2 separate regions of the Homo sapiens genome follow, and region 2 is linked to region 1. Evidence: chromatin loops called from intact Hi-C (ENCODE). Cell type or tissue: natural killer cell. All regions are shown on one strand. Each heading gives the region's core, and the rest is flanking DNA. Links, peaks and the distances in the headings are about the cores only. Region 1 overlaps TRD-AS1 (TRD antisense RNA 1). Region 2 overlaps LOC124903284 (a long non-coding RNA gene).

Region 1 (17,155 bases), core at 5,025-13,024:
TTGTACTATAAAGACACATGCACGCGTAAGTTTATTACAGCACTATTCACAATAGCAAAGACTTGGAACCAACTCAAATGCCCATCAGTGATAGACTGGATAAAGATAATGTGCCATATATACATCATGGAATACTATGCAGCCATAAAAAGGAATGAGTTAATGTCCTTTGCAGGGACATGGATGAAGCTGGAAACCATCATTCTCAGCAAACTAACACAAGAACAGAAAACCAAACACCACATGTTCTCACTCATAAGTGAGAGTTGAACAATGAGAATATATTGGCACACGGAGGGAATATCACACACCAGGGCCTGTCGGGGGGTTGGGGGCTGGGGAGGGATAGCATTAGGAGAAATACCTAATGTAGACAAGGGGTTGATGGGTGCAGCAAACCACCGTGGCACACCTATACCTATGTAACAAACCTGCATGTTCTGCACATGTATCCAATAACAAAGTATAATATAAAAATAAATTAAAATTTATATTTTATATATATTGAAATTATTTATATATTTTGAAATATATTATATATATTTATATATAAATATATATTATATATATATATATAAATATATATTATATATATTTATATATAATATATATAATATATATTTATATATAAATATATATTATATATATTTATATATAAAATATATATTTTATATATTCCACCAGAATATAAGCATCAACTGGGATCTAATTAAACTAAAAACTTCTGCACAGCCAAAGAAATAATCAGCAGAGTAAACAGACAACCCACAGAGTGGGAGAAAATATTTACAAACTATGCATCTGACAAAGGACTAACATCCAAAATCTACAGGGAACTCAAACAAATCAGCAAGAAAAAACAAATAATTCCAACCAAAAGTGGGTTAAGGACATGAATAGACAATTCTCAAAAGAAGATATACAAATGGCCAACAAACATATGAAAAAAAATGCTCAATATAACTAATTATCAGGGAAATGCAAATCAAAACCATAATGTGATACCACCTTACTCCTCCTACAATATGGCTATAATTTTTTTAAAAATCCAAAAATCAAAGATGTTGGCATGGATGTGGTGAAAGAGAACAATTTTACACTGTTGGTGGGAATGGAAACCTATGGAAAACAGTGTGGAGATTCCTCAAAGAACTAAAAGTAGATCTACCATTTGATCCAGCAAGCCTGCTCCTCAGTATCTACCCAGAGGAAAACAGGTCATTATACAAAAAATACACTTGTGCATGCATGTTTATAGCAGCACAATTCACAACTGCAAAAATATGGGACCAGCCTAAATGCCCATCAACCAACGAGTGGATAAAGAAAATGTATACACATATATACCATGGAATACTACTCAGCCATAAAAAAGAATGAAATAATGGCATTCACAGCAACCTGGATGAAGCTGGAGACCATCATTCTAAGTGAATTAACTCAGGAATGGAAAACCAAATATTGTATATTCTCACCTATAAAAGTGGGATTTAAGCTATGAGGATACAAAGGCATAAAAATGATATAATGGACTCTGGAGACTCAGGGGAGAACGGGTGCACCAAAATCTCAGAAATCACCCTAAAGAATGGACCCATGTAACAAAAACCTCTTGTTCCCCAAAAAATTATTGAACTAAAATAAAATAAAAGTCATTTTTTATAAAAGAATCTAAGTATCAAAAAGCCCAGGACTTTGTCTGAATTATTCAACAAATGAATAAAGATCTGATACATGTATAAATAAGTAAATGATGTTATTTATCACCTAAATATGACACTGTCTCTCTGACTTTAATTTTCCTTTCATCTGCTTATTTTTCTTCCCAAGCCATGAATATGGGACAAAAAAAAGGGATTAAGACACAAACACCAAGAATTGGCAAGTATAATGAGGCTGAACTTGAAAAATAACAATAGTTCAGGTAACCATATATTAAATTTGTCTCAAGAATTTATTTTATTTTCTCATTCATTTATTCAACAAATATTTACATCACGCCTATTATGAGTTCTTTTTGAAAATGCAATAACTGTCTCTTACATTTGTACCATTGTTTATAGTTTACAAGGTCCTTTCTGATACTTATTTTAACGTATCCTCATAAACAATTCTTTGAGGTAAGCAGGTCTTATGAGGAATGAGTCTTATGAGGAATGAGTTACCAGATTAAGGATCATTGGGTTGTAAAAATCTTGAGCTAGAAAGCATTCCATCGTTTTATTGTTGATACAACTATATACAGAAGCCCATTATCAATCTATTTATTTCACCACAGAGAGCTATAATACACCCATTGACCATCAGTACCAGTATATTAATTTTCACTTCTGGGATTTCCAGCCTACTCTTAGCTTCAATGTTAGTGTGAATATTTCATGGTAGAATGCACAAACTTTGAGGAAGGTGCAATGCTTTCCCTGTTTCTTCCACTTATGTTCAGGTTCTGCACATACTGTATGTTCTCCATAAATATTTATTGGTGAAGAGAACAGTTATTAATGTAAGAATCTCTCTATTCAGAAAATATCCAAGGAAACTGTGATAGCTGCTGGTTTCCAAAGATGGTCTTCCAATGAACTATGTCTCTCAGTATTCGGAATTTTGCATAATTCCTTCCCCTTGATCTGGACTGGCTCTGTGACTTGATTATAACCAACAGAACATGGTGGTGGGTTAAGCAATACTCATTTCATAGGGGGCATTTCTGGTCACATGATACTTAATGGTCCATGGTCAAATACTAGGATCCAGCAAAGAGCCAAGAGCTGTTTCTCAAAAAAAAAAAAAAAAAAAAAGAAAAAGAAAAAGAAAAAAAAAGAAAAAAGAAAAAAAAAGTTATCTGCAGAGTATGGCATGGCTTTGCTCCCAGATTCTAAAAGTCTGTTCTGGAATTTACCTAAGAGGCCTGCCAAAAGCTCAATAGGCACTTTAAGCACCACTGAATCAGATGTGTCATATGACCAAAGTGGCAGGGAAGCTTGCCACCCTCTCACAAGGGCTTGTCTTTCGCCAGGCCTTATTCAAAACTGGAAGCCTTTCAGATTACTCATTCAGCAAATAGGTTTAGACTATAACAACACACCCAAATAAGATATGTTGCCTCCAAAATCCAATGAGGCACACCAGAAATTGGGACTCTTTCTTTATGGTAGGAGAGACCAGATGTAGCATTGAACTTCACCTTGAAAGAGATATCTCAACTTTCCCCAGACCATGAAACCCCAAGAAAGTTCCTGAAGGAGCAAACTTCTAAATTTTTCTGGGATTTATTTCACAACCTCTTGCCTCTATGGGTCTTACCAAGGTGTCTAAAGTAGTTGCGATTTCCTGGTCCACCAGTGTAGAGGATCCATGTGGTGTGTTGTGAAATGAAGAGGCAATCAATTTCCTGTGGAATAGAATAGGCCAGGGTTGGAGAGTTGATATAACCCTGAGGTGAAACAAGGAGGGTACCTTGTTTCACCCTTCCAGATGAAAGAAAAATGCTTCTGATAGTCTCTACTAACATGTATATAGAGGAAAAAATGACTTCCCATATCAGTATTCATATATTAGATGTACATATATTGATTTACTATAGCAATGAAACCACATCTGGAACAGCAGCTGTGATTGTACTCACCACCTGATTAAGTTTACAATAATCCTTTGTCATTCTTCAAGATCCATCTGTCTTCTGCACAGGCCAGATAGTTGAGTTGAATGGAGGTGTGGTGAAAATCACCAGCCCTGCATCTTTTAAATCTTTTATAGAGGCACTAATCTCTACAAGTCTCTACAGAATGCAGTGCTGCTGTGGATTTACTAGTTTGGAATACAAAGGCAGTTCTAATGCCTTCTACTTGTCCTCACTCCTCAGATCAGATAATCAATGTAGTTATTCTGCCTTTCCTGAGTGTGCCTCCTTCAGTTAAGCATTCTAGAACTTGGGAAATAACCATGGGGTAAGTTCAGAGCTAACTGGATGCAATATGAGATGGACCTGAGCCAAAATACCATTAATCATTCAGCTTCAATAAACCCCTACTCTGGTAAATAGGCAATAGTAGCATATTGTGTCTCCAAGGACTGGTATCATTTCAGAGCCAATGTCCAGAAATCCCCCAAAGGTCTGGTTATTTACCCTTCCCAAATGCACTATGACCTTGGCAAATGGCTTTAGGTCTTTTCAGGGAAGGAAAGAAAGAGAAATTACAGTCTAAACTTTTGGAATGTAAATATAAATTAGAAAAAATCCTGCAGTCCTTTTGGCAGGCAGGGTACCTCATCATTTTGTTCCTGCCCTGATATGGGTTGCCAGGAGTTGAGTCTAGCTATAGGCATACAAACAGTGAAAGATGTTGGGGGTGAGTCTTGAGGGGTCTCAGCAATTTTCCACAGAGTAAGTCCTTACAGCCTTTTCAATCAAGGGAGGACTAAACTCCTCAGAGGGAAAGGCTGCTTCTGCTGGGAAAGGAGACAGGGCTTTCAAGGTTCTCAGCTTCCAAAGAATCTGCCTACATGTTGCCATCTCAATTTTCAGGGGAGGAAAGAAGGAGAAATTACAGTCTAAACTTTTGGAATGTAAATATAAATTAGAAAAATCCTGCAGCCCTTTTGGCAGGCATGGTACCTCATCATTTTGTTCCTGCCCTGATACAGCCTGCCAGCTCTGTCCCAATCAAAGCCCTAATTTTAACTGTAAGACCTTCAATTGAATTGATGTTCTAATCTAGCTAGCTGCAGGATCAGTCTTTGGGCTTGGTTTTTTGAAATATCAGATCTTGCAGCTATGAGAGATAAGAGTTTCTTTCAGAGTAGTCACAAAGACTTTTCAGTCCCTTGCCTGCATCTTGAACTGAACATTCAACACTCTGAGTTTATTTCTTTTTCTCCATATTCTCTGTGACACTTTGAAGCAACCCACAAACTCCAGTCCTCATACTCCTTACTTCCACTACATTGGTCTATGGCAGCATCTACCTGGTAATCTAACACCTTGCCTTCTATAAGCACTTGATATCAAGGACTACTGTGTCCCATTTACCATTGGCAGTATAGTCACTAATGCTTCATCGAATCAGAGAATCAACACCAAATTCCCATCCTTAAAATTCTATCTCTGGATTCACTTCCAACACCAATAGTTGTGTCAGTTAAGAGTCAGTCAGGGAAGCAGAACCACTGTGAATGATACAGAATATAGGAATAGTGGATTCGTTGTGGAATCAGACCTTACAAATGTGAGAGAAGCTAGAGAAGGAAAGGTCTGGAAGAAGGAGTCAGAAGATCAGAAAAAGGGTCATTAACCTGTCTATCTTATGCAGTAGCACAGATGGACCAGACAGGCTGGGGCTTGGGGGAAATCTAGGAAGCTAAACACTTTCAACCACCAAAGTGGGACTGTGAAGGGGAGCTCATGAAGAACTGTATGGAGAGTGGTTACCTGTCTGTAGCAACCACTTCTGTGGGTCCACAGCCAAGTAGTTGGTGATGGGTCTCGAGTCACTGTTGTTCAGCAGAGCCAAGAGTCAGAAAGATTCGCTGGATGCAGAGTGAAGGAAAGCAAGGACTATATGGGACCTACCAAGCATCTCTCCCTCTGTCCATCACTGTATGTGACCACAGTGACTTCCTAAGAGTAATAGTTACCACTTCTGTGTTCTAACTCTTTTCCCATTTCATCTCTTAGCCAATGCTAATACAGAGCGATACATGAAAGGGGATTCTGAGAAATGCAGTTGTCTGCTTAAGCAAGTTGACCAGCATAATCCAGCACAACTTCTAAATCTCAGAAGATAGCAAATGTGGGCAGAAAGAAAAGTACAGATGCTCCACGGGTTCACTGGTGATCTTTATGGCTGCAACTGACCTAGGATTTGGGAGATGCTTGGAGAGGGACAGAGGGGCACACAGGAACTTTCCTCTCAAATATGAGGATATCAATCTAGATCTACGAGGAGTCCTTTTGGAGATAAAAAGAAATTTATAGGAGATGATGAACAAAAGGCCCAATTTCTATATTAGACTGTCTCCCTGAATGAGGGTGAATACCAAGAGGAGACTGAGCCAAGGCCTCAGCCCTCTGAATTCTAAAATGTAGAGAACTTCATTCTGATCTATTTTATACAAATGGTGCTGGTCTCTCAGACAGTACCTTTTCCGATGAAAGAAAGAGAGAAACGAAGTAGAAGATTCGTAACCCAGCTCAGTAAAGAGGCTTACCTTTGCTCTTTGCTCACCATCATTCCCCCGCTCAAAGTCTCAGCTACCTGCCTCTGTGCAATAGCTACACAGTGCTCCTCAAGTATCTGCCTCCTGAACACAGAATTATAACTAACAAGTATTTAAAATTTATGTATTTGGTGCACATCTTTCAGTATGAGCTTTTTGGCACCAACTCTTACTGAATGCCAATATAAAAGTAAACAATTTGAAATTATTTTAAGTGATTATCAAAAATAACAGCATAAATTCTATGATGTGGACTTCAGCCACAGTCCCTTCCAGGGACTCTTCCAGGCAGACCAAAAGAGAAAAGCTGTCTGCAAAAGAAACTCAAAGTTCCCAGGACCAATAGCATACTTGAGTCAGATACAGCTCCTTAAAAGACAAGTAATTTTCAGAGGCCCTAGGGTAAACTAAATTAGTTTTAACATAATACTATTTAAACATGTAGAAACATAATATGATTTATAAACTCTATATGCTTATTGCTCTTATGCCAACAATTTAAAAATATAAATTAAACATTCACAAAGCTTCAAAACCACTACAACTTCAATAAATAATTTTAATTTAATGTAATGATAATACTTGGCTAAAACTAAATCACCAGGTTTTTTTCTTTCCACCTTTTATATTAGGTTTAGGTGGTACAGGTGCAGGTTTGTGGAATGGGTAAATATATGTCATGGGGGTTTGACAAGATACAGATTATTTCGTCACCCAAGTAATAAGCATAGTACCCAATAGGTAATTTTTCAATCTTCACTCTCCTCCTACCTTCCACCCTCAACTGGGCCCTGGTGTCTATTGTTCCCTTCTTTGTGTCCATGTGTACTCAATGTTTAACTCCCACTTATAAGTAAGAACATGCAGCCTTTGGTTTTCTGTTCCTGCATTAATTCACTTAGGATAAGAACTTCCAGCTCCATCCATGTTGCTGCAAAGGATGTGACTTTTTTCTTTTTTATGGCTGAGTAGTATTTCATGGTGTATATGTACCACATTTTCTTTATCCAGTTCATCATTTAAGTCACCAGTTTTGAGTTTAATAGATGAAAGATATATACGTGGTGCTGGGTTTTGCTTATTAACTTGATTCTTCTCATTTTGTACATAATTTTCATGCTTGTTTTCCTTTGTTTGAAACAAATTCATATTGAATTGTTAATTAATTCACTTGATGGGCCAATCAATTTACTGTGCACCAATAGTACAATACTGAAAGAAATATTTTTAACTTTTAATGAAGCATTCTTTACTATTGCTAATCAACTGTAGTACAGTGATTTATACAAAAGATGAGCTCTACACAGTACAGCCATGTGAATGGGGAATTTAGCACCAATCATTCATTGAGTTCCCCATGCTTACAGCATCTAACTTGTTATGATTCTATTTTCCAATGACTGTTTTATATTCAAATTACTTGACATTATTAGGCCTTCACTTAGTATTAAAGTAACTATTAGTATTAGCAAAGCAGGGCATCAAAATATTGTGACAGTGTTTGCTTATAGTTTTTCAGCCCCAACGTGAGTTAGTTGTGTTTTATGAGGGGTATGTACTCCTTATAATTTTGCATAATTTAAGGCTTATGTTTCCGTGGGGAACTGGTTCACAGAGCCCAAATACCTACAACTTTGTAGCACATTTCTGTTTTGATGCCGCTCTTTATTTTCTTAGCATTATCTACAATATTTAGCAACTGCTCTTTTCTAAATTAGTGGTAAAACACATCAAGGGAGTTGTTTGGCTTTTTCTGTGGGAGTGAATTATAGCTAACATCTGTGAAAAGTTATGTATCTGAATGCACATTTTCCAGCATGAGCTTTAGTACCAACTCCTAATGAATGCTAATATAAAAAGAAGTAAAACAATTTGAAATTATTTAAGTGATTATTAAACATAATAGCATAAAATAACCAAGATCTCTTATAGAAATGCTCATAAAGCAACAGGTGGAACATACCATACTAACAATGGCTGGTTCTTTCCATTAAAGCTGAAGTAGCTCCACCATGTGGCAGGAGTAAAAACAATCTACGATTCCTTTAGCTTGTTCACCAACTGAAATTACGCAAATCTCATTTAAGTTTGATGAGAACCACAAAATTACCCATTCTTCTCAGAATATATGGGCTATTAATTTTTATATCACATTACTTAAATTTCACATAATTTATGCTGCCCAACTACATGTTTTAGACTACCATTCCATTGAAAACACATTTTTAACTCCATAAAATTATGAAGACCCATGAAAATTCTAGAGATGCATATATTCCAAGTATAATAAATATCACAAATAACTTTTAAATTCAATTTTTAAATAATTCTTGTTACTATTATAATTTCCATACAGGTCTCAGAAGCATCTTAAAAGTAATGATAACTTTTTGTCTCTGTAAAAAGAATACTATTCAAAAAAGGACAAAAAGTTCATAAATGTGGAATACTAACTTTGTAACTAATATATAAAATACATGAGTTTTTTGATTCCTAAATTCTTCCAACAGAAATTCAAATAATGTAAAATATTGGTATCTTTAAGCCGTAACTTATTACCTTGTTAATTTCAAAACAGCATACTAGTAACCTGATCTTTAACATTAGTTGTTACCAAATTATAGTTTTTAAAAAATTTCCTAGGAAAGTACGCCATTTTTTGGGTATCGAACATCTCACCTCATAGGAATACGGGGATTGTTTTCCTTCCACTCTTTTGTATTTTCCAAATTTTCAATGTAATAAGCACATATTAATTTTATGATGAAATGAAATTTGTAAAAGAATAAATGTTAACATTAGAAGATAATTAACAAGTTATCTATCTCGAGTACAATATACAATACAAGGAAATTAATATACCACTTTACCCTGGTGGCAAGGAAAATAGGTGAGATATCTTTCCCATCACAACATAAAAATATATGTTAGTAAATATTCATATTGGAAAGGAATGTATTCTATGACCTAGCAATTACTGCGTCCCAGTCTTGGCATTACTCTTATTGTAAAAGAAAGCATGAACAAGCAGCAATTTTGGGGCCATAAAAAGTTGGAAATAACATAATCATATAGTAAAAAGTGATATCACAGGTTATAATAAGTCTATGTTCCATATATTAAAAATAATGACACGAATCTACATATAATGAAAAGAGAAGATTGCCAAAATGCATTATTGATTGAGAATGCAAGTTGCAGAATAATATATACAGTATTATGCTATTTATGTTGATAAAAATATTGTACAGTATAAACCCTAAATATTGCACAGCAAAAGGACTGTAAGTACATTGATGAATTCCCTGTTATTAGTACCTGTGGAAGAGGGAATTATATTGTGGGATGGGAGAACAGTCAGTGGAGAGTTTGGTTTTAATTGCAATGCTTTTATTTTTATAATAAGGATGTATTAGCATATTACTTGCATAATTAAACTTTGTTTTTTAGGTTTTCTTCTTCACCATCGTATATTTGCATGCATATACCTATGCAAATAACAAAGTCCACCTTTATTGGGGATTTGTGACTGGCATTTTTCTAAGCACTTTGTCATGTGTCATATATTGTATCATGTAAACTTATTATTAACCTTATGATGCTAATAATATTTTTCCCATTTCACAGATGACGAAACCAAGCCTCAGAGGAACTGAGTACATTGCCCAAATTCACCAAGCCCGTAAGGGTTACAATCAAACTTTGAATCCAGATATCTGTCTCAGAGTCCACAATCTTAACCAAAATTTTTTTTACAAATTCCCATGTAGAAGTGTGTACATCCACATACAGACGTACACACACACACATCCCTGCTGTCCAGCCTTTTCTCCCCCTGACACTTGAGTGCACAGGTCATTGGCATCTTCTCTCCATAACTTTCCACCATTGACAGAAATGTGTTTGCTCAAGGGATGAATTGAGGTGAAAACCTTACAACATTAGCTCTTTTGTAAAAAATCTGAGCAGATTTTTTATTTTGTATTTTGTTTTCCTGGTTACGCCTCTCCTTTTAAAGTTTTGAAAGGTGGCATTAATATCTATTTCTTTCCTGACTGCTCCATTTATTAGTTTCATTAGGATTAGTGAATTCTACTTGGTCTTTCCCCAATCCATTAATATTTTTTCCCTTCACTTAAAAACAAACAAACAAAAAAAAAAAACACTTGTTTTCCAAATGGCTTTGGGGTGGTAGTAGGATTTCCTGATGGCTAGAGGAAACTCCTCATGGCAGTATCTTGGTTGAGTAATTGGTCCTCGTCTGTATGTTCAAGAAGGTGAATGTTCTTAGTAAACCCAGAGGGGATCAGCCCATCAGAGGTAAGCTTCTGCTATGTAAATTGAGACGAGATTCAGGCTTAACCTCAAATACCAATGCATTTGCTCTTCTGGTCTCTCCCTTCTCCTCCTTATTATCATGATACTTTAAAAGCCAAATTACTGATAAGAAATTTGCTTGCTGAGAACATAGAAAGGTAAACGGCTCGAGAGAGGGGGTTGTACATTTTTCTTTAAATCTAAAAAACCACTATGAAGAATCCCAACCTCCCAACAAAAATTGCCTCTCTGTTAACTGGATTTTACCTGCATCCAGTTTTAACACCTCTCTCCTCTGGACAGTGCTGACACTGTCCTCCTGGGAATTATGACTTCCTTAGACACATAATGCTAGAGTCAAGTTGGAACTTAGATTCTTTTTCTTGCGGAAGTGGGAGGCATTGTGTCTTCTCCCTTCATGCATTAATTTAATTAGAAAAACATTCACTGTCTCTCACTATCAGCCTACAGATTCTCTATCTTCTCAGCCCGGTAAGAGCCTTATCACACTGAGATAAATGGTTCTCTTTGTTGTACCAAGGTGGTTCCTGAAGCATGGTAATGGGGAGGAGACACCTAGAGATCAAAGCAACTAATACAATCAACTCCAATCCAGCCCCAAACCAAGTCTTTCCACCAGCTATTCCTTTCATATCTAAATGTTGTCCTCTTCCTCTGCAGCAGGATAGAAAATCAATTTCTAAGTGTAAAGGCAGTAAACAAAATTTCAGAGATATATAGTATATGTAAGTTTGAGTGCATAAAGTTAAAAGATTCCCAAATATCTAAAAATGTTTGAATTAAAAAATCAGTATCAAATTAGTAAAAAAAAAAAAAATTAAAAAGGTATGTGAGCTGTATAACAGTCAAATGTTAATATGCTTAATATATTAAAAGTGTATATAAAAGGATAAGGACAACACTAGCCTGATGGATATATAGGCAAAATTCGGATACAAAAATTGTGTATAAATTACTAATGAATATTTGAAAAAAAACACTGAAAATTTTAAAATGCAATGAAGACAGCTATAATTCATATCAAGTTAACAACTATTTTTAAACAATCACAATCTAATGCTGATGAAATTCGGCATATTAAGAGCAATTACATTTTTACTGCTATGATTGCAAATTGATACAGTATAACAGTAGATTATTTGGCATTAGGTATCAACAGCTTTTAAAATAGTCATCCTCTTGACCCAAATATTGGAAATCTATCATTAAAAGGGTCTTCTGAGCAGATTTTATATAAGCAAAATGTTCATTAAATATTTTTCATACTTTCACGTAATTTGAAATAACATAACTATCCAACACTAGAGAAACAGTTAAGCAAATTGAGCAACATCTACCCAGTAGAATACTATGCCACCATTAAAAATTAGATTTTCAAGAGTTTTAAATTACATGGGGGAAAATAAAGTTAACAGAAAATTGAATGTACAAAACGGCCTCAACAATGTCAGAAAATATACTTAAGACCAAAGACTAAAAGGAAATATGCCAAAATGATGTAGTTATTGTCTCTGGGTAGTGAGATAATAGATTATTTCCTTCTTCCTCTTCTTTTTATAATTGTATGTAAACCACAATTTCTTCTTCAATGAAAACATATTTTTATAATGAGAAAAAATGATCTAATAACAGTATCTTTTAAATACAAGGTTATGTGCCCTGAAAACATTCCTAGTTTCCCTTAAAGTCATTTGTCTAACATAAGTGAATTTGTCTGAATCTCTCTAGAATACACATTCATATGCTCTACCCCAGGAGCAAGGAGTTCCTAAAATCTACTCCCTACTATGTAAAATAAAACTGCCTTTAATTTTTTCCTGAATTTGTTTCAGACTTCAAGTAGAGTTCTTTATTATTTCTGTTCAACAGCACAAACTACAAACATAATCTGTTTGGCAAACCATTTTTATTCAAAAGTATAATAATGCCTTGTTTTTCATCCTTCCAGAGGACCTAGTGGAAGAAAATGCCTAACATCAGGGAACAGTAGGAGCAGCCTAAATTGACCACAGAATTGTATTTGGCCACTGTCCTCAAAAAATTCAAGTGGATTCAGTAATCCTGAATACTTATGTACAACAAGCATTCCTACTATAATAGATCATGAGGATTAAAATGAGGTGAGTTCATTGGTGAGCATGACATGTAGCCATAGCAATTAATCTTAGGTTCCTTCTCCCTTAAAAATGGCTAATAAAACAGAAGAAATGCTGTATGAATAATTTCAGAATAACATGGAATAATTGTAGATATTTCTATAAGATTTGTACCAGATCCACTAGAACAAATCTACCAGTAGCTAAACACTGTAGAGTCTCTAAAAATGGACAAGGAGGAGATGTGACAAAGATACTCTTTAGGGGAATAAAGTCATCCTAAAAACTGAAGATATTTTCTGCTCTGCCAATCAAGGAATCACTGTTCTTTCCCCAGCAAGAAGGAGAGTGAAAAGAGGACCAAATTGGAGGCCCCAAATTTGCATTTTAATCATAACCTTTCATAGCTAATTATGAGATTTGAGCATTCTCTGGATCTCAGTTTGCCACCCATAAAATGATGGGTGGACTGAAAGATTTCTAAGTTTTCCAGTTCTGACATTGCATGGGTCTATAAGGAGCTCCATCTTGGTTGGCCCCTGAAGGCACCTGGAGACTTTGGTTTTAGGGAACCAAGGAGTCTCAGTGCTGAATGAGGATATAGTTCCCCGGTGTAGAATTTTAGAAACTATGCAAGCACTTGGATCTTTAAAAAAAAAATAGTTGGTCCCTGGGCTGTCTCTTACAACTTTAATATTTACACTATGACAAAGTGAAAGTGCTCATTCGTGTTCGAGCCAAAGTAATACCATTCTCTTTATTCATTCCAATGAGCTAATTTTACATGAGCAAGAAAGCACTGGAGAGGTACAGACCCATGGGATATTTGCCTAGCCTAAGTGAGTCTCAGATGGAAATAAATATGAAAAGCGTTAGCATGGGACCTGTGAGAAATTGATTCTTACATCTGGCCTCCAAAGGGTCAAGCCACAAATAAGTGACCTTTGACATGCCCCTTCTCTAGTTCAGCCTGGAGCTGCCCACATTTCCCAGTGGTGCCCAGTCAACTCATTCTCCTGATGCAGGATCATCAGAGAGAATCTGGAGTAATGGCAGCTGCGGGTAAGGGGCTGCCAAATAATAGTGGAACAAAGATCTCTTCCAAGTTTCTATTTCCTCCGAATAGCTCAAATACTTCAACAGTCCAGGTCCCCCTAAAGACTGCATTTTCTTAGCTGCATTCTCTCTAGTTGTGATGAGTGTCTCAAAAAGGAACACCTCTCCTCCTGAGTTTATGATAGTTTATGACCTGCCACTTCATTTCCAGCAGTGTGTCCCAGTTCCTCTTGCAATCCACAAAGGACACTTTTTCTTTCAGTAGCCTGGTGTGAGCTCTTGCCTCTCAGGATTAGCTGTGATCTTACTGCTGGGGTGGGAGCACACTTAGCCACAGGGCCCAAAAGAACTACTGTCACTGAAAAGAGCACTTTCCTGTATTTGAGGGCTCTTCCTCTCTTCTGGTACACCCGGGGAAAAACCTGGCAGAGTCCACCCACAGTCTTTGAGGATTAATTCTGTAAGAACTTCTTACACTGAAGGGAATCCTCCTCCAGGGGATGATTCTGCTCTGTGCTTCTGAGCTCTGATGGCAATCACATCAACATCGCCAGGGACTGTGGCAGAAGAGGAACATCACCCACTGGAAACCGGGGCAAGTTGCTCCTCTGTAGTTCCAGGAAATGGCCAGAGGCACAGCTCTGCTGTTCCAATTTGCAGTTTTCTCTAACATCAAAAATAAAATGTGATTTGCATTTGAAATTTTACAGAATTCCTCATTTTAGGTCAAGACTGGCCTTACCCATAGGTTAGTGACTTATGTGGTAGGATTTAACACACACACACACATACACACACAAATATTATCCATAAAAAGAATTATATTCCCACCAACCTGCTGTGGCATTCATCAGTGACCCTTTGAAGTTCAGCCATTGAAGGGGCAGGTTAAAATGCAAATTTGTTTCTTGGAGAGGTAGCACATAGAGCTATTATCAACTGTCAATGCTCCGGTATTGCTGGAATGTCAGACTAAGAAGTTTGGGTTAAAAATTAACATATCAGTAAGTGAAGACTGGCTTTATATATTACATATTTAATTTATAAAAATGGTGACATTAAAAGGTGGCACCAAAATGTAAATAGAATCAAGATCACTTTGGATAAATTAACGCATGACACAAGCCTTTGACATGTTATTAATGGAAATGAGTTTGGGGGATCTAATTTAGCCTTTGAGATTAGTGTCAACAAAGAAAGGTATCTCCTCTGGTGCCCATGGCAGAAGCAGAACATTAGTACAATTCACCATAGATCAGTTTCACTTTGTAATTCAGTGTAAGTGGTTTATATGATAGAGAGGGCAGGAAGATCTGGTTTTGACTCTGTCTCTACTACTTACAAGATGCGTGAAGCTGCTCAAGTCACTTAAGCAAGGTGAGCCTCAGGTTCTTCATCTACAAAAGTGGGATGTAGAAAAGAAGAGTAAATGTAAAATTCCTGTTCAGTAGTTGTCTATTAAAGAATCTCTCCTTCCTTCCTCTATTCACATCCATCAGGGAGAGGAGTAGGCTGATGGTGCCAGCTAAGGACCTCGGCACTCCTAGACCTATTCCTGAACCATTAATGGCTCTGAATTTGGGACAGGAATGTTACTCTCATGGTTAATTCCTTGCTCACTTGTCTGCTGGTGCTTGTTCACAATGTCAAAGATATGGCAACTTCATGGGAAGGCAGGTTTAACTTTTTGGTGTTTTTGCACTAGCCTGTATATCTGTCTACCTTTCATATGAGAACCACCTTGCTGATTCAGACTGGAAGCTTCAAGAGAGAAGTTTCTTTCCATTTAATGCACTGGGGATGGTGCTCAACAGAGAACCACACTCAAATCGGGGCTAAATAATATGGCAATATCATGGTTACAAAAGAAACACCTCCCTTTCTCACCAAATCACTGAATCCCTTATTCTATAAAAATGAAATTGAACTGCAAACATCACCACCATGACAAGAGGATTTAGGCACACTGATCAACTGATTAAATTCTATTTGTCATCCAGAGTGATCCTGGAGGCCTTCAGAGCCTGGAGGAAACCTCTCTGTGACTCTACTCACATCTTTACACACGGAAAATCCAATTAGGCTGAGTATCTACAGCAGCTTCCAGAAGTAAACTGATTGCAGAAGGGCAGCCTGCTGCCTGAGGACTGCAGGGGACGAGGAAGGGGTGGGCCACCTGGAAGGGACCTCTGCCTTCTCAGCACCTAGAGTTGGTTTCCAGATGATCACATAGTTTAACCCTTTTCTTTTATAGACAAGGAAATTGAGGCCCAGAAAGGTTAACAGTCTTGCCCAAGACCTAAGATTAGAAGGCAGAGTTGGGGTTGAGAATTGCTTATGTGAGACTCAGACCCAAAGCAGACGACCATATTTTCAAATTCAGTGAAAACTGGAAAACTCGTATGGGCCTACCCAGCCTGGAAAATCCCCATGTATTACCAATACATAGTAAACGAATCAAAGATTGAAAAGTTTACTTGAAAACCAATCAGAAGTCCTCTCCCACATGCAAAAATCCCACCCTAATAGAACACTCATCACCCGTCAGACTGTCTTAACACTTCTTCCTTTTTCTTTCTTTGCAAACCCCTTTGAGCCTGTGCCAGAAGTGACGGTGTCTGCCACCCTCTCTGCAGTCAGTCCTGACCAGTTCTCTGGGGTTTACACCTGTCCTCTGGCCACTCGTCTGCTGCACTTCCTGCATCTGCTTGTTTCACCTTGGCCCCAGCTTTACCTGAGGGGTGCTTGGCCTGTGCCTTGAGTTCCAGGGCCTATGTTTACTTCAAAAATATTAATGTCAATTCCTTCAACTTGTTCCAAAGACAACAGAGCCTCTCACAAGCAGGCAAGCCCTGCCACTTGTTACGTAGTTGAGGCTGACGAGCCTGCAGGTCCCAGCCAACTTTATCACCTCCCTCTTCTGAGGGGTGGAAGTCCCCAACATCTCAGGGTCCCCTGAGAGTATGGGGATTCCCACATCGGCAAGTACCTGCTTCAGAGAAGCCCATGAGAAACTGGCCCAGAGCAAGCGGGTCCACCCTCCCATTGTGGGAAAGTGAAGGGCAGAAGGAGTCTGGCTGGAGGTCACTCCTGCCACTGATCTTCCTCACTCGGGTCCAGCCTGTCAGAGGATAAAGCACAGTGGTGGGTGGGGGTATCTGGCTCTCCCCCACCCTCCTTCTCAGGGGTTCAGTAGTCCCTGGGAACAAGATTCAGCTCAGGAATTTCTGGGATGCTGGTCAGTTCTGGCCCTAAGGACACTGGGAGTGACAGCGGGCTGCTAAGGATGTGACAGTGACTGGGCTGTTCCCTTCACATGACTACCAGGGCAAGCCCTGGCCAAATCCCAGCACCTGCTGAAAGTTGAAGCTGACCACTGGAGTGATTAGATTCATGACATGTGGTGGAGGCCTGGGGAGTGGAGCTACTGGGAAAGGACACAGCTAAGG
Region 2 (17,155 bases), core at 4,630-12,629, 210 kb before region 1:
CGTCCTGATCCTCCAAGAGGGAAGAAATTCATTCCTGGTGTGCAGTTGTTCTATTTACATGATCCGTGTGCAGTGGTTTCATCAAAAGCCTGGAGGACCCCTCATGTCCTTATTTAACATTAATTCAGGAATACAGCAAAAAAGAAGACTAAAATCCGCAGTCAAAGCTGAGGAACTTTATGGCCACCTATACATCAGATTCCCAGCCTGAGGACTCAGCTATTTACTTCTGTGCTGTGGGGACACTGTGCTCTTCAGACACCTGCAGCCTATACATGAAACCATAGCTGAAGGCCTAACCCATCCCCGAGAGTGGCAGTAGGTCCCGATGTGATTAGCATTGCATTCCCACTGCCTACATCTCCTTGCATGTCCTGATTCATGTGGAAAGTATTTCTAAATGAGTTGTAACTTGACACTATGGTGCAGGTGCATAAATGGTTCCCCTGCAGATATCTGTGGGAATGGTATTACTAGGCAAAATCTATTGATTGATCAACTCTTTCATATATTATCATATCTCTCTGGATAAGAATGAGCAGAGTCCTCAATCCTCCATATCCAAGAGCAAGAAAGCACCAGTCTCACCTGTACTTCCTTTTCCACATCTTTTTTATGGCTTACTTTAGTACAGACAGAATCCTAGGAAATTTTCCATGATATTTTTTCTAACAGACTTAAGTGAAGATGAAAAGGAAGAGGGAAAATAGATGGCCTCTACTACCATGAAGGATGGTCAGAGCTTTCTGCATACTTGACCAGAGACTCAGCCACTTACCTCTATGCTGTGGAGACACAGTGCTTCCCAGGCACCTGAAGCCTGAAATCAGACAAGTACCTGCAATTCTAAGACTCAACAATAAGTTAGAGATGTCCATGTGTTTTGCTGTAACATGGTTTTGAGAAGCATACACTTGATAAATCAAAGTGATTTCATTTCCAAAAAAGATTCTGATGAATACTTACTCTAGTAACTATCTCTGTGCTAAACAGAACAATTCCTAACATCCTAATCCCTAAATCAGGGAATCAATGAGTCAGAAATTCTAGATAAAGGATCCCTCAAACTCAATGATAAGGCTTTCTGTCAAAAAGGGTATTTGCACCCCGAATGCTACTTATTCTTATCTTACATTATCTATGTATAAAGGAAAATCTTGAGAAAGTCAAACCAAAATGTGTCAAAAAAGACATGCTAAGCTCTCTAATCCTTCATTATTTTTTTTTCCAACTTCTTTTTTTTTTTTGAGTCGGAGTTTCACTCTTGTCACCCAGGCTGGAGTGCAATGGCTCAATCTCGGCTCACCACAACCTCCACCTCCCAGGTTCAAGCGATTGTCCTGCCTCAGTCTCCCGAGTAGCTGAGATTACAGGTATGCGCCATCATGCCCAGCTAATTTCTTGTATTTTTAGTAGAGACAGGGTTTCTCCATGTTGGTCAGGCTTGTCTCGAACTCCCAACCTCAGGTGATCTGCCCACCTCGGCCTCCCAAAGTGCTGGCATTACAGGCGTGAGCCACCACACCCGGTCTCCAACTTCTTAAAGTATTTTTAATTGTTCATTTTGCTCATATTCAATAGTATCTATATCATTTTCCTCTTTGTTATGTTTTGTGAAGGTTATTAGAAAAAAGCTTATTTCCAGTCATGAGTATGCTATGTCATCTTCAGCAAGTGAGTCATTTTATTTGTCCCTCATCTCAGAATCCTCATTTATAATGTGAAGATGATATTTCCCACCCACCACTACTCACAAGTTTGATACATTAATTATTCAACAAATAATTATCAAATACCTATTAGGTTCTGTAGGGAACTTTGAATAAATAAAGAGTTCTTTCCTTGTTGAATATATTTCTAGTGGGGAACACATTTTTATTATCAGTTCCTATAAAATAGAGAAGGACTTAACTGGCACAGTAAAGGGTATTATAAAAACAAACAGATGTCTGTTAAAGGAAGCTTTCTGGAGTATGTGGTGCCTCAGTTCAAAATCTGGCAATTTAATAGGAGTTAATCAGACTGAAGAACAAAAGCAAGTGGGGGAAGGTTCTCCAATTTGAGGAACAGCATACATATATAGGCAGGAAGCAAGGCAGATTATAGCAATTTTAAGACATAATGTATAATTTGCAAGTTATTAAATAATGTTCATAAGTAACTCTTATTTTATGGGAGACTAAATAAGAACCTTGAAATGAATCGTCTGTAAATCATAATATGGTAAGGTGAAGGATATGGGGAACAAAATTACTAAGCATATCTACATCCTAACAGAGCAGATAAAGATAACTGCACTAAGAACAAATAAAAATAATCATGCAACTGATTGATGATAAGAAAATGTTAGTTCTTCAGAGACCCTAATCCCTTTTAAGTGTGGAAAGTATTTCTAAATAAGTTGTATAAGATATGATAAATATGATACATAAATGTGATCCATTTTGACTATTAAATAAAGCTGAAATTTCCAATTTGATAAAAGTCTCCACTGATTCAAGGTACTCAGCAAACTCTAAACAGGGTAAATGTAAAGCACATGCACACACACACACATAAACACACACAGAACAAGAGAAATGCATACTTCTACACATCAGAGTAAAACTGCTGAAAATCAAGGAAAAAGAGAAAAATCCTTAAAATCAGCTTTGCTTTTGTTTTTCAAAGGGTCAATTTCATTTCCCTCAAGTTTTTCTGAAATCATGGATGAGTGAGTCTAGCAAATGCCCAGCCCTCTTCAGGAGCCGGGAAACATATGTGGCCCAGTTGCAAATTTGGGGACAGCTTATGGAGGCCTGAAGATCACTGCATTTGATCCACATAGGTAGACACCTGAGCAGCTGGGCTGGCCAAAACTAATTTGACATTATAGTATAGGCAAGAGAATGGCATGGACTCCTCATTCCAGTCAACCAAAAGCAAAGAAGAGGTGTTATTCTACTGGCTGAGATGATTGATGCTGCCTTTCATGGAGAAATGGTTTGCTACAATACAGTGGGGGTAAAGAAGAGTATGTCTGTGGAAACTCTTAATCCCACCATGAATGATGATAAAATTTAATGGAAAACTACAGCAACTCAATATAGGCAGGACTGCTAAGACATAGATCTTGAGGTTATCATCCCACCAGACAAAGAAATATGATTGCTGAGGGCAAAAAACAATAATGAATGATGGCAGAAGAATGAAATTGTGCATACTAGCTACAACCTCTTGACCAGTGACAGAAACAAGATCTGAAGTAGTTATGGGTACATCTTCCTTACTTTGATGTGTGTGTGTGGGGCGGGGAGGGTTAACAACCCATTCTTTTTATTTCTTTTATTCTTCTACTGTCTGCAATAGTATGTGTTTTTATTTGTTAGCTTTATGGCTCACTATAAAATTCACAGGTTATCAAAGGAGAAGTATGACTCAACTAGAAAAAGAATAAACTTCATTTAAAGATGTATAAAGTGACACAAGGGACCTTGCATTTTCTTTTGGGGAAAAGGTTAGCATCCTTACAATTTTATGGAAGAAATTGCATCCTATTAGGTAGAATAATTATTTTACTATTGTCTTATATGGAAATTAAATACCATCAAATGAGGTATGACCTAACGCAAAGTTTATAAGGAGGTACAAAATGGTGGTTTGTACTGGATTAAGCAGGGAACCAAGTTTCCCAGAGTTTCCTTTTTTGTATAGTAGCAGGATAAAATTGGCCAAAGAGTAATGTGTGTGAGCTATGGAAGGCAAAAGTGAAACAGTAGCCACTGCTCTCTGAAGCAGTCATTTGTCATATCTGACAAATAGACACGGATATGCCCAGCAGGTGCCAGCATGTTCTAACTCTGTTCCACTCCATGCCTAGCATGCCTTCCTGCTGACCAGTCACCTTCAGATGCCTGGCGATAGATGAATGGAGATGGTAACCACACAAAGGCAAGAGCTTCCTTAGACTTCTCCTTGAACTTCCCCTTCAAATCACACTTCAGCAGCTGCAAATGCTTGGTTTCTCAGATTAACTGGTTAGAGTTTCCTTCTCTGGCCCTCCCACAGCCCTTAGACCTTCACTTTCCTGTCTCCTTTCACAATCACGTAAAGCCAAATTCCCATAATTAAGCCCCTATCCCATACAACTCATGGTGACTTTCCTGCACTTGACGATACCCTGATTGATGCACTAGACAAATATAAATTAGTTCAATGGAAAGTTGTCCGTCTTTTAAAAATGTGTATCCAGATACCTATTGGGAGAAAGAACAATCAGAAATCTAGTCTTACCAGAAAAAGAGTAGACCTTAAAAGAACACATGTAGCAAGGTGAGTTGCAAGGGAAAGAAGAGAGGGAAGAAAGGGATACAGCCTGTGGGCTCCTGCATTTCCATGAAACACTGGGTGTAAAGAATCAAATTTACTGAACTTAAAGTATAATAATAAAAAAAATCTATCTATATATATATACAAAGAATCAGATTTATCACTATGTGAAGATGTAGGAATTATTTTTAATTAAAAAATTCTCATCAGAAAGAAATTACTTATAACTTTATGAATAATTTAACATATGTCAATCTAATTCTGTGTTGTTAAAGTAAAGATATCAAAGGAATAGCTCTACTCCCATGTTTCAGAAATTCCTGGTAGTATAACTGAGTAGTCTTTATTAGGGAAGACAGACTTCTCTAAACATATCTGGTGACTCAGTTTGGTGTATGCAAATATGAATATGGATATGCTATGACAAGTGTCCCCACCCCCTCCCCCAACTAATTTCCTGTGCAGAGACAGCTGTGTCACCCATCTCCACTGATTCTGCAAGGGACTTGTCATAAAAACTGAATAAGGCCAAGGTTCAGGCTCTTTAGAGTGGTTACTTCCCTAGGAATAGAAGTGTCAACGTGACTTTTATAACATGCTTTGAGCACGTTATAAAATTTGTAAATTGATAGGCTCATCTTCTGCTCTCCCACAAGCTCAAAACACTGTGAATTTTTTACATCTCCAGAATAGAACCTCTTGCTCTTGTGTGGCGGAGCCATCATCAGTTCTTTTAATGTTCACCACTCTCGGTAGATAAAAGTTCTATTTCATTCTAATTGTTCTATGATATGATTTAGAATCACTTTAATGACACAGTCTTCAGTGTGAGAACTTCTCTTGGTTCCAGCATGCATACCCCAGGAGGAGCAGAATCTCCTCAGGTCTAGGGGACCTAGTGGGCTGTAATACTCTCTCTTTCTCTCTCTTTCTCTCTCTCTCACTCTCTCTCTCTCTCTCTCTCACACACACACACACACACACACAAGCAACAAGGTGAATTCACCACAAATATAAAATTGTGAGCCACCAATAACCCACAATCAGCCTCAAAGCTTGCTGAAAAATCTCGCACTAACACCCCTCCCAAATAAAACAGTTTTCTGTAGCAAGGCATAGAGTCACTCATATCCAATGATTCAACATGGGGCTTGTGATGCATCTGTGCATTGTGTATTTTGTACTTTTGTTGTCTAAATGGTGAGTCTGTGTGCATGTGTATGAGAGCACGAGCGAGAGAGAGACTATTACAGACCACTAGGCCCCATGGACTTGCAAAATCAGCCTTCTTATACATGATTCATGCATGGATCCTCATGTTTTGCGTGTGACCACCCTTCCTAACATCAAGTCATAAATTTCCTACAGACAGATACTGAAATTCAACTATAATGAACGGAGTTCATTTGCTGAGCACTCTTGGCTATAATTTGTCTGTGTACTTTTAAAATTGCAGATACCTTTGTCCGGAATGCCCTTTTCCTACAAAGCCAACTTGTTAATCTTCCTTTATCTCTTAAGGCCCCAGCTGAAGGGCTCTACCTTTGTAGGGTCTTCCCTGACTCCACACTGCTAACCTCCTCAGCAGAACTAATGGATCACCGTTATGCTTTCCTCATAAAAACACTCATGTCTCGTGCTATGTTGTAAGTATATAGTTACACATTTTTCTTTCTCTTCAAATTACCAGGTATTTATGAATGAAGATTGTCCCATAACCATATTTGAGACTCTAAGCCAGGCACATTGCTAAATATTGCATAAAAACTAAATTAATATTGATTGATATATAAATACACAAATAAATCAATGAAAATTTCTTCACTAGAAAGTCTGAATTATATAGGTTTAAAGTATATAATATGCAACACAGACAATTTATCAGTTTCTCCTGAATCAATTATTTTTAATAGACTATATATATACATACATATGTATATATATACTATATGTGTATAGTACATACTATACATATGTATATATATACTATATGTATATACTATATATTATATATGCTATATGTATATACTATATATATTATATATATACTATATGTATATACTATATATATTATATATATACTATATGTATATACTATATATATTATATATATACTATATGTATATACTATATATATTATATATATATACTATATGTATATACTATATATATTATATATATATATACTATATGTATATATATTACATAGACATATATATTTTTTTTGAGATGGAGTTTCGCTCTTGTTGCCCAGGCTGGAGTCCAATGGCGTGATCTCGGCTTACTGCAACCTCCATCTCCTGGGTTCAAGCGATTCTCCTGCCTCAGCTTCCCAAGCAGCTGGGATTACAGGCAGGTGCCATCACGCCCGGCTAATTTCATATTTTTAGTAGAGACAGCGTTTCGCCACGTTGGCCAGGCTGGTCTCAAACTCCTGACCTAAGGTGATCCAGCCGCCTTGGCCTCCCAAACTGCTGGGATTACAGGTGTGAGCCATGATGCCCAGCCAGACTTAATGTATTAATGGACTTAAAACACTTTTAATAGAGGCATTTTAACTTTTCTGAGTATTTGTTTCATTATTCTTCAAGTGAAAATTCAAAATGTTTATTACCATAATAAAATATGCATCAAATATTATTTTATTATGTGTTATCAGTCCTTGCTAAAAATAATTTCAAAAAACATTTTGGAATTTAATCTCAGCTGAAATCACTAGTTGCCCTACTAATTCAGCATTAAAAGTACAATTGATTCTTCTTCCTTCCTCCATCATAGTAAACCATGGGGAAATACATTACCTGTGGACCAAGAGTGAAGATAAGCAGCTATGTTGCCTTTTTGGCATCTTCTGGTAAATTTCATGAATATATTGTCTATAGACTTTACAGGATTATGTCACCGTTTTTCTCTTTTGAAAATACAGAACACACTAAATGATCTCATTCAAGTTCCAATAGAGATAATTTCAGTTCAGAAGGTGATCTAATACAGAAGATAAATTTTGTTGTGCTGATTTGTGTTTTTGAGAGAGGTACCCAGAATTTAAATTTAATTTAATTATGTTGTGCTATTTATCATATAGAAAATATGGGCATATTTGAAGACCATATTAGAATTCAATTGCACTAAAGAGTAAGCTACGAAACTTCTTTGTGTTCTAAATTCATATCATTGTATTAAATAAAACATCATACCCATATGCGTCCCCAATAAGTATCAATCCTTATTAATGTTTTTAAACAAGATGTCTGCCTTAGTATGCCAGTTGACAAGGTGTCAGTCATTTGACCTTATGTAATTCTCTAATTTTCAGCTATCATTTTCTACTATTGCTGTGTGTGTGTGTGTTCTCTAAAAACTTTTCCTTCTCTTTCAATCTCTTGTTTTTTAACTTTTTATGGAGAAGGCATTATAAAATCATCTTTAGGAAATACAGAAACACATTTACAGAAACTTTCTACATTTGAACTAAAGGGGGCAGTGCTTCCTTTCATAAAGATAAATAAGCTTAGAGCTCCACACAGGTTGTTCATATGTAAAATGAAGGGTCTGTGGAAGGACATGAATAAAGCACAGGAGGTTGAAGTCAGATTTGCAGCTTTCTAGGCAGGAGATAAGACAATCTGCATCTTCACAGGAGGGATGGCCATGCTCCTGGGGGCATCAGTGCTGATTCTGTGGCTTCAGCCAGACTGTGAGTTGTGCATGGGAGGTTTGAATATAGTAAGAAAAGCTACAAGGAACACTACAAGGCTGGGAGATAATTGGAGAAGTTTTGTTTTGTTTTCCGGATCTTGATGGTTTCCTGTGGGGACATTAAAAATAAAACTGAAAATCTGTTATTCTCTTTCCAAACAGGGGTAAACAGTCAACAGAAGAATGATGACCAGCAAGTTAAGCAAAATTCACCATCCCTGAGCGTCCAGGAAGGAAGAATTTCTATTCTGAACTGTGACTATACTAACAGCATGTTTGATTATTTCCTATGGTACAAAAAATACCCTGCTGAAGGTCCTACATTCCTGATATCTATAAGTTCCATTAAGGATAAAAATGAAGATGGAAGATTCACTGTTTTCTTAAACAAAAGTGCCAAGCACCTCTCTCTGCACATTGTGCCCTCCCAGCCTGGAGACTCTGCAGTGTACTTCTGTGCAGCAAGCGCACAGTGCTCTCCAGGCACCTGCAGCCCGTACTCAAACCTGCTTTGGGGACTCAGACTGGGAGACACATAGACTCGCTTCCATTTACACATGCCAATATGAGAGATTATGCTTTGAAGTAGGTGAGGCAAGTTGAGCCTAAAGAAAGACTGATACATGACAAAACCTTACAAATAAGTTAAGAAAGTTCCCTGAGTTTTAGAGTGTTTAAGAGTCTAACCACTCTCCTTTTCTACTTTCAGAAAGAGGTTGCTGATTTAGCTAAAGCATAAATCTCTAGTGATGCTTTGTTTCTGCTAGCTTCTGGAATGCGGGTGCCCTGTCTCCCTTGTATACTAGGGGGCAAGGATGTGTGTTTGGAATGGGAAAACCAAGGTCCTACTGCAGGTTCTTCCAGTGATGAACATTTCCTGAGATGTCTTTTCTTTTAGTTTTTCTCAGTGTACAGGCATTTCTGAGCAAAGAATTGCATGTGTGAATACTAACTTATGTATATCTGCATATCTATAAATATTTCTATATGTAGCATAACCATCTGTATCTATATTAAGTTAAACATTCGTTCTTAGCAATGTCTCCAATGCTAAATCATTACCACGTGGATCACACTAGCCTCCTCCCCTTACTTATCCATAAATTCCCACTACAGGGGTGCACAGCCTGGCTCTCACTGTTAACAAAAAGTTATTCAGTAATACTTGTTAAAACACGGTGAGGCAGAATTTATTTAGGACCATCATGATAGGTACAGAGACCACTGCAACAGGATTTTGCAGTGAGGGAGAAGAATTGGATTCAACTCCGAATACAGCATAGACAAGTGGAGATTTCTAGCCAAGGGGCAGATTAGGGGTCAGTGGATAGGAAATTACTAAGAGGAAACATTAGAACCAAGGGATAGTCTGGCTAGACCAGCCAAACAGGATCCTTGCAGAAGACAGGTCAGGGTGATCAGACATCAATCCCCTGGGGGATGATAGAGGATGAGGAGCCCAGTTGGATATGGAGTGTAATCAGATATCAAGCGGAGGATGACGAGGGCAGCAGGGGAGGGTGTGGTTCTTGCTAAACTGACTTAGAAGGATTCTTGTTAAAACTACATTTTACAAGAAAATGTACAGATGAGCTTAGGAGAAACTTCAAAAGCCTGACTAAAGTTTGGTCAAGCAAAGAATTTTTGTCATTACCACCCACTATTCATTTACATCATAGTCCAATTCCATTAAACATGTATAGTGGTATCAGAATTGTTACTTGTAGCTCCATGAGAAAGAATTTTATCACTTAGAGCACACTGTTGTGTAATGGTAATAATGTCTAGATTATGTTGAACTTCTATTATTCCACCTGTTTTGCATGTATTACATTAATTCTTCTAATAATTATTTAAGACAACTATTAGAATAATCCATATTTTAGTAGAGAAAACAGGCTGTGGGAGTTCAGGGATTTGTTCAGTATCACTAACTTTGTGAGAAAAGAGAGTTCATGGTCACTCATGCCCCAAACCACCAAGTATGGGCCCTTCCTACAGAAGCTATTAACAAGTCATGCTTTTGAACAGCTAGCAATCTTTAAAATTCTTATCATACATGTCTTCATCATTGACCTATAGAAGAGTGAGATTATCACTCATAGAGAATTAAAAGCTGAAATTATGGTTTTATATGTATATTGTATTTGTAGATAAATGATTAGAGCTTGTTCCTCACAGGCTGATTTTCTGAAGCTGAAGATCTTTACAGAGAGAAGATACAGAAATTCAGGATACTTCCCAAGAAGCATGCGGAAGCCTCTGTAAATCCCATTACTTATGGCATAATCTGAACAGTGACTTCAGGAACAGTGATTTCAGGAATGCTGAAGACATTTTTTATCAGAATAGGGGTGATATATAGGTTGGCTTAGCTTTGTTCATCTAGGGATCCTTGTGGGGTTGGTTTAACTATAAGGTAAAATCTGTAGGTTGATCAATTCTCTCATATTTAATTCTATATTCCTGAACATGGATGTAAAGCTAACTCAGTGTGAATTAGATTTATTATCCCTCCATATCCAGGAGCACCAATATCACATGCAGTATTTTTTCTGTTCTTTTTATGGCTTACATTGGTATAGGCAGGAAAAATTCCAAGATCCTTTTCGTAATGCACGTAAATGAGAATGAAAAGCAGGAAGGAATATTAAGCATCACTCTTCATACTTAGGGTATTCCATGCACATCTCGGGCTCCTACTCTAGAGCCTCAGCTACTCTGAGCAGAGAGTCTGCTGTGCATACTCTTTGCTCACAGGCATCCAGAGCCTGTTCCCAAATTCAAAGCTGTAGCCACAGATCCCAGCAAAAGGGCAGACACGCGAGAGTTGTTGCTGTCTTCTAGCAGGGTGTAGAGAAATGTAGCTACGATGAATCATTTCATTTCAGTTTCAAAAAATGTGGAAATTCAGCTGAATAATCAGTCCAGTTACTATATATCCCTGCTCTTAACAAAACTATTTCAAATACCTTAAGACAATAAATCAGCTTTTCTTCTTTTCAGATATATTTAACATGATTTATAAATTACTGAAACCCATTATAAAGTTCTGTTACAATGGACATTTTTCACTCTAACTGCTGTTACATTTACCCCATTTCATGTCTTGCATAATGGGGAGGGAATATATTAATGCTGTCTTTATCCTTCTAAAGCAACGTAGAATCATACCAGAAAAAGGAATACTACATTCAATCTCATCCCTGTCTTTTTGTTCAAGCTCTTCAGACTGCTTCAACTTTCACATTTCATTCATTCCCACAGTTATCTATTTACGTTCTTTTCTTATCTAATATATTTGGGAAACAGCATTGGGAAAACATACTTTCTAGCATTGTTCTAGCCATAAGTGTGTTGTGTCTTCTTGAGCAAGTGAATCAACTTCTTAACATTTTATATCAGGACCTTCATCTGTAATGCAAGGGCAATGATTTCCAGCTAACATCGGTCTCAAGTTTTATTCATTTTATCAATTAGCAATTGTTAACTGGTTGCCTGCTGAGTTCTGCATAAATGTTACATGCTGGGAAAAAAAGAGCTATGGAAAAATACATATCTTCTTTGACTAAATTGTAGTCTAGTTAGTTATGTAGGCAGCTAATCAGACAGAGTAAAGTGAAATGAGGCCAACCTTGGGAAAGCAAAGGGAGGTATGAAGGCATATGGAAAGTCCCACCCCCATCTTAGCCTTAGAGGTGAGTCAGGGGCAGCCTGTAGTATGTCTTGCCTATGCTGAGACCTAAAGATTTAGTAGGAGTCAATCAAGTTGAAAGACAGAGAAGGTAGTAAAAGTGATCTTAAAGATAGAAACAGCATGTACAAGGTGACACAGAACACAATGAACCTGAGGACTAAAAGCCAGAATTATGCTATAATTAAAATTATGTATGTCATAAAATGTTCAAACCACCACTGCAAAGCAGTTGTACCTTAATTCTCAGTTTTATAAATGAGTAACCATAATATTTGTGAGGTTACCAAATATGTTTTCTATTTACTTGAGATTTCACTTAATAAGGTTATTCATTTGATACCTAATATGTGTCTTAGACTTGAAAACAATAGATGCAAATGAGAAGAATAAGGCATTGTTTCTGCCTTCAGGGAGCATGTAATATTGCAGAGTGTATTACAATATAGTATAATAAAAGCTATCATAGGAGAAGCGTAGAATATAACCACCTAACAGTGGCATTTAATTTGGAAACTTAAATGTAAGGGAAAGCTGCCTACGGGAAGTAGTATCTAGGTTAAGATCTGTAAAACAGTTAGCCAAAAATGGAGTCAGAGACAGGGTATTACAGAAAAAGATAAATAGAATGTACAAAGACATGAAGTCAATATTTAGGTTAAGAGAATGACATTAAACTAATTCAGGATGGCCAGAGCATACAACTCAAAATGTATGTCAGTAAATATAAAACTAAAGCAATAAGCAGAAACCACTTTGTGAAAATAATTAAAAGCCATTATAAGATGTTTGTACATTACATTATCTTGAAGACAATGATGAGCAGTGAAAGAAATCTGCACAAGTAAATAATATAATGAAATGTCACTGTTTGAAAGATTACTATGAGTTCACATACTTATATATTATATCCATGTGTGGGCATGTATATAAAATATATATATGTAGTAAAATACATATAATACATTTTCCCTTGATACTTCTTTTTTCTCTTAATTCTGGAGTAATTCTTTCTGTAACACAGTATATTGATAGGCCCTTCTTATAGCAAGAAAAAAACCTATCCTGTATGAAAACTTACTCAAGAAAAGCCAAAATCCACAGTTTAATCAACATTCCTCAGTCTGGCCACAGGGGAGAGCTGTTTAAAAAGTATTCTAGGTAGATGCATTTAGTTCTCTGCAGTTAAACTGTTGTGATGTGTCTCTGATTGGTTGCCCCCAAAGTTGCAATATCCTGGAAGCAATTGCAACAGGCCTCATTCTGAGTTCAAAGCAACTCCTGTTAAGGAAGCCCATTCAGAAGCTGACTGGATATTCTGGCAGGCCAAGGATGGAGACTCTCCTGAAAGTGCTTTCAGGCACCTTGTTGTGGCAGTTGACCTGTGAGTACACGATTCAGTCTGGGAGAGGTTGTGATATGACAGCATCTTAATGACAATAGCTTTCTGTCTTGGGAAGGGCCCTTTTAAGAACCAGACCTAAGAAGTGAGGAAAATGTACCGTAATTATGTGGTGATGCTTAATGTTTTAAATAAGGAAGGAAGAGAGAAAATCACCCTTCCCTTCACGAGATTGAGCATCTCATTCGATTGTCTTTCTGATCAGGGGTGAGAAGCCAACAACCAGTGCAGAGTCCTCAAGCCGTGATCCTCCGAGAAGGGGAAGATGCTGTCATCAACTGCAGTTCCTCCAAGGCTTTATATTCTGTACACTGGTACAGGCAGAAGCATGGTGAAGCACCCGTCTTCCTGATGATATTACTGAAGGGTGGAGAACAGAAGGGTCATGACAAAATATCTGCTTCATTTAATGAAAAAAAGCAGCAAAGCTCCCTGTACCTTACGGCCTCCCAGCTCAGTTACTCAGGAACCTACTTCTGCGGCACAGAGACACAGTGATACCCAGGCCTCCAAGACCTGTACTCAAACCTAAAGCTGAGCCGCAGATGCTCCCCTAGCATAGATGCCCACCACAGGAGTATGGGGAACTTACCAGAAGGTTCATCCATGATAAAAGAGAAACCTGAAGGAAATTCATTTGCTTCAACATATAACACAAAAAGCAAGCCATGGCCTTAAGACCATATCTAATTTGGCATTGTTTTCTTGATAATTATTTAATTGCTTTGTTGGTATTATATGATAGATAACTTAGATTCAGAGAAAATTACATAGATTTCAGTTTCAAAAACTGGAGTGAATTCCTATTTGACTGAAGCTATACATATAAACTCCTTTTGGATCTCTGCATTCCTATCTGAAAGTGAAAAGTAACCTCTCTTTCTTCTCCTAGGTACCCACAGCTTGACAATAGGACAGCAAAAAAAAAAAAAAAAAAAATTGTCTGGTTCTTTCTTGGACGTGAGGATTGTACACGGTAGGTATTTAGATTGTTAATCTTGTTACCTATCTGGAAAGGTCACTAGCATTATTTTTTCCAAGGTTTTAAATATCTGTTTTGGGGAAATGGCATTTAGAAGTACTTCAATTTTATATTTGCCTTGCCTTCTCTTCTCATTGAGGTTTATTCTGATTGATTTCCAGCTTTGCCCAAGGGACCCTGAGTTATCTTACCAGTTTGCCCAATGGTCAAGATCCTTCCTCAATTGTTCCTTTCACATCAACCCAGCACAACACTGCATGTAGGAAACACTCAACAAGTTTTAATTGAGTCATATGTTGATAAGAATTGAGAATGGCCAGGTGTGGTGGCTCACGTCTATAATCCCAGCACTTTGGAAGGCTGAGGCGGGTGGATCACTTGAGGCCAGGAGTTCAAGACCAGCTTGGCCAACATGGCGAAAGCCTAACTCTACTAAAAATATAAAAATTAGCCAGGTGTGGTGACACACACCTGTAATCCCAGCTACTTGAGAGATTGAGGCATGAGACTCACTTGAACCTGGGTGGTGGAGTTTGCAGTGAGCCGAGATCACGCCACTGCACTCCAGCCTGGGTGACAGAGTGAGACCCTGTCTCAAAAAAAAAAAAAAAAGAAAAAAAGAAAAAGAAAAAGAAAGAAAAAACAAACAAAATAATCACACACAGAATTCCTTCCACAAGATCAGTCTTCCACAAACATTCTACAACTTGCTTAAATCTTTAGTCTTGTCCTATCAGTCTACCCTAGAACAAAAATTTAATTTTTCAACTTTCTATATTCATTGAGTTTTATCCATCATTTTTTTTACTCAGAAAACTTTAAAATTAACTTTTTAAAAACTTAATTTTAAAAAATTAATTTAAAAAGATCTCCATGCTGGGAAAAATTACTTTCTCTTTAACAGAAACCAGATTCCCATGCCTTCTTAGAAGCTTTTTATCAAAAACACAAAACAACTTTATACACTTTGCATATATAACTGTTTCTCTTATAGCTAGTAGTTTGTTGTTTTGTTTTGTCTTGTTTTGTTTTTGAGATGGAGTTTCGTTCTTGTCGCCCAGGCTGGAATGCAGTGATGCAATCTCAGCTCACTGCAACCCCCGCCTCCTGGGTTCAAGCAATTCTCGTGCCTCAGCCTCCCAAGCAGCTGGGATTACAGGCACACACTACCAAACTTGGCTAATTTTTTGTATTTTTAGTAGAGATGGGGTTTCACCATGTTGGCCAGGCTGGTCTTGAACTCCTGACCTAAGGTGATCGGGCCGCCTCAGCCTCCCAAAGTAATGGGATTACAGGTGTGAGCCACTGCGCCCGGCCATAGCTAGTATAATTATATACATAAACTGTAATGTTACTTCTTAGTAACTCTTATTCTTAGTGAAAAACTGAGGAAGTAAGTAATTCTAATTAAGCACCAGATACAGAGTCCAAGACAAAGGACAATCCCTGGAGCTAGGCTTCACAATCTCCTAAAGGCCCAAATCCAAAAACATAGTTTATAGACAAGTTAAGTGTCAAAAATTGTCATAAAAACACATTTTATGATCTTAAAACATCTAGCAGAGATAATATCTGAACAACAGGCCAATAGACAGACAAAATGTCTAAATTAAATTTGGAAGAGGTTTCTATTTTATTTTATTTCACCAATAATTTTTAAATTGTCTTTATTTGTTAAAGATTACTAAAGTCACATGAACTTAAAGGTGTTTGAGTTAAGGTTTCTATTTTTCTCATAAAATATTTAAGTGTTTACTTTTTAAGTCAATTAATTAGAACTCTTTCACATATTTTGGTTGTGAAACATCACATACACATAACACATATAAATATATAGACACTAGACACACAGACACACAGACAGAAGCAGATCTTGTAGAACTATATGATTTTTTATTTACCAAATTTAAGTAGTTGTTTTTATTCACAGTTTCAATTACCTATTTTATTGCTCTAGGCAACTGTTAGGCGACCCTAAATTTGCATTTCTGAAGTGATAACTCTCAGGTGAAACAAGATAAAGGATTTGCATCTCAAAATACAGACAGAGACAGGGAATTTAAGCTCTTTAAATTTGGTTGTGTTAGAGGAAGATTGAAAACATGGATGCCAAGTAACACAAAATTATATAAATTTATCACGGGCTTTTATAAGGTGACCAATTTCATTTAGATAGGTGCTTTTAATTTAGTCTCTTTTTTATCTGGACCATTGAATTCAAAGCATAACTCACACTAAATCTTGGGTCCCCCAAAAGAGGTAAACACCATGGGGATTAGGACACGCCATGTTTTCACTGTACATTTCACTGCAAATACATTTCCCCTGAGGCTGGTGGGCAACCCATTGCCAATCAGCCCACTCTGCGATCAGCCCATTCCTTAGCCATTGTACACACCAAAGGCAAGCTTTTCACAATAAAAAGAAATTTCTAGTAACTCCAGAAGCAAAAATTTCTGGTAGTGCAATGCAAAGGAGAGAAGAGTTTTAGATCTGAGAAGACACTGTCCATTTTCAACTCTTGGGATTCCCTGAGGAAAAAAATAGCAGTTTCTCCCATAAATGGGTCTGTGGCACATTTTCTGTTTTTTCTTAAGGAATCCCAGGCTGTTAGAATTTGTTGTTGTTGTTGTTTGTTTGTTTGTTTTTGTCTTCTTATGTGGCACTGAGGGTGGCAAGAGGAAGGAAAGGGCGATAGAAAGAGAGAGACAGAGGGAGTGCACATTCCTAGCAGCGGTTTAAGAAGAAATTCAGTTGCCTGAGAAATGTTTACAGAGAGAGAGAGAACAGAGGCCTTAAAGCAGTAAGTAAATACATACATAGCCTAAATATCAGTTTTAATTAAGTCAACTTTTGACTATGGAGCCCTTTAAATAAATCCTGTCAAATCTCTTATTATCAGATTTTAGCTGAGACAAACAGTTGATATTTCTGACTTTTGAACTTCTTTACCAAAAGATATACCCCCAGGTGCCTTAATCAAGGTTATTATATAACCGTGGGTACACAAGCTGTCTCCAAAGAGTTGGCAAGCATTTTTTAACAAGATCCAGAATCACCCCAAAGATCG

What was found. Peaks named below come from ENCODE experiments on the same cell type or tissue, not always from the same donor. Only the 100,000 strongest peaks of a DNase experiment are listed, where the experiment ranks them.
Region 2: a loop joins it to region 1, with 3 times the contacts of the local background. A loop is called at or near these places in 7 of 110 quality-filtered maps.

Annotation. Positions count from the first base shown.
Region 1 is chr14:22,367,303-22,384,457 of GRCh38, forward strand. TRD-AS1 (TRD antisense RNA 1) reads right to left here. Exons shown (of 5, transcript NR_148361.1): 3 at 15,049-15,103; 4 at 14,542-14,678; 5 at 12,103-14,372. It also overlaps TRA. Among named protein-coding and RNA genes, the nearest start is that of TRD-AS1, 110 kb to the right of the region's middle. RefSeq lists an enhancer at 16,352-17,061. In natural killer cell, for the core only: a CTCF peak has its summit at 8,263 (motif pointing left); no DNase peak of the experiment used is centred there.
Region 2 is chr14:22,155,396-22,172,550 of GRCh38, forward strand. It overlaps LOC124903284 (a long non-coding RNA gene), which reads right to left. Exons shown (of 2, transcript XR_007064069.1): 2 at 11,455-13,463. It also overlaps TRA, the pseudogene TRAV28, TRAV29DV5 and TRAV30. Among named protein-coding and RNA genes, the nearest start is that of TRD-AS1, 320 kb to the right of the region's middle. In natural killer cell, for the core only: no CTCF peak of the experiment used is centred there; a DNase peak (open chromatin) is centred at 7,816.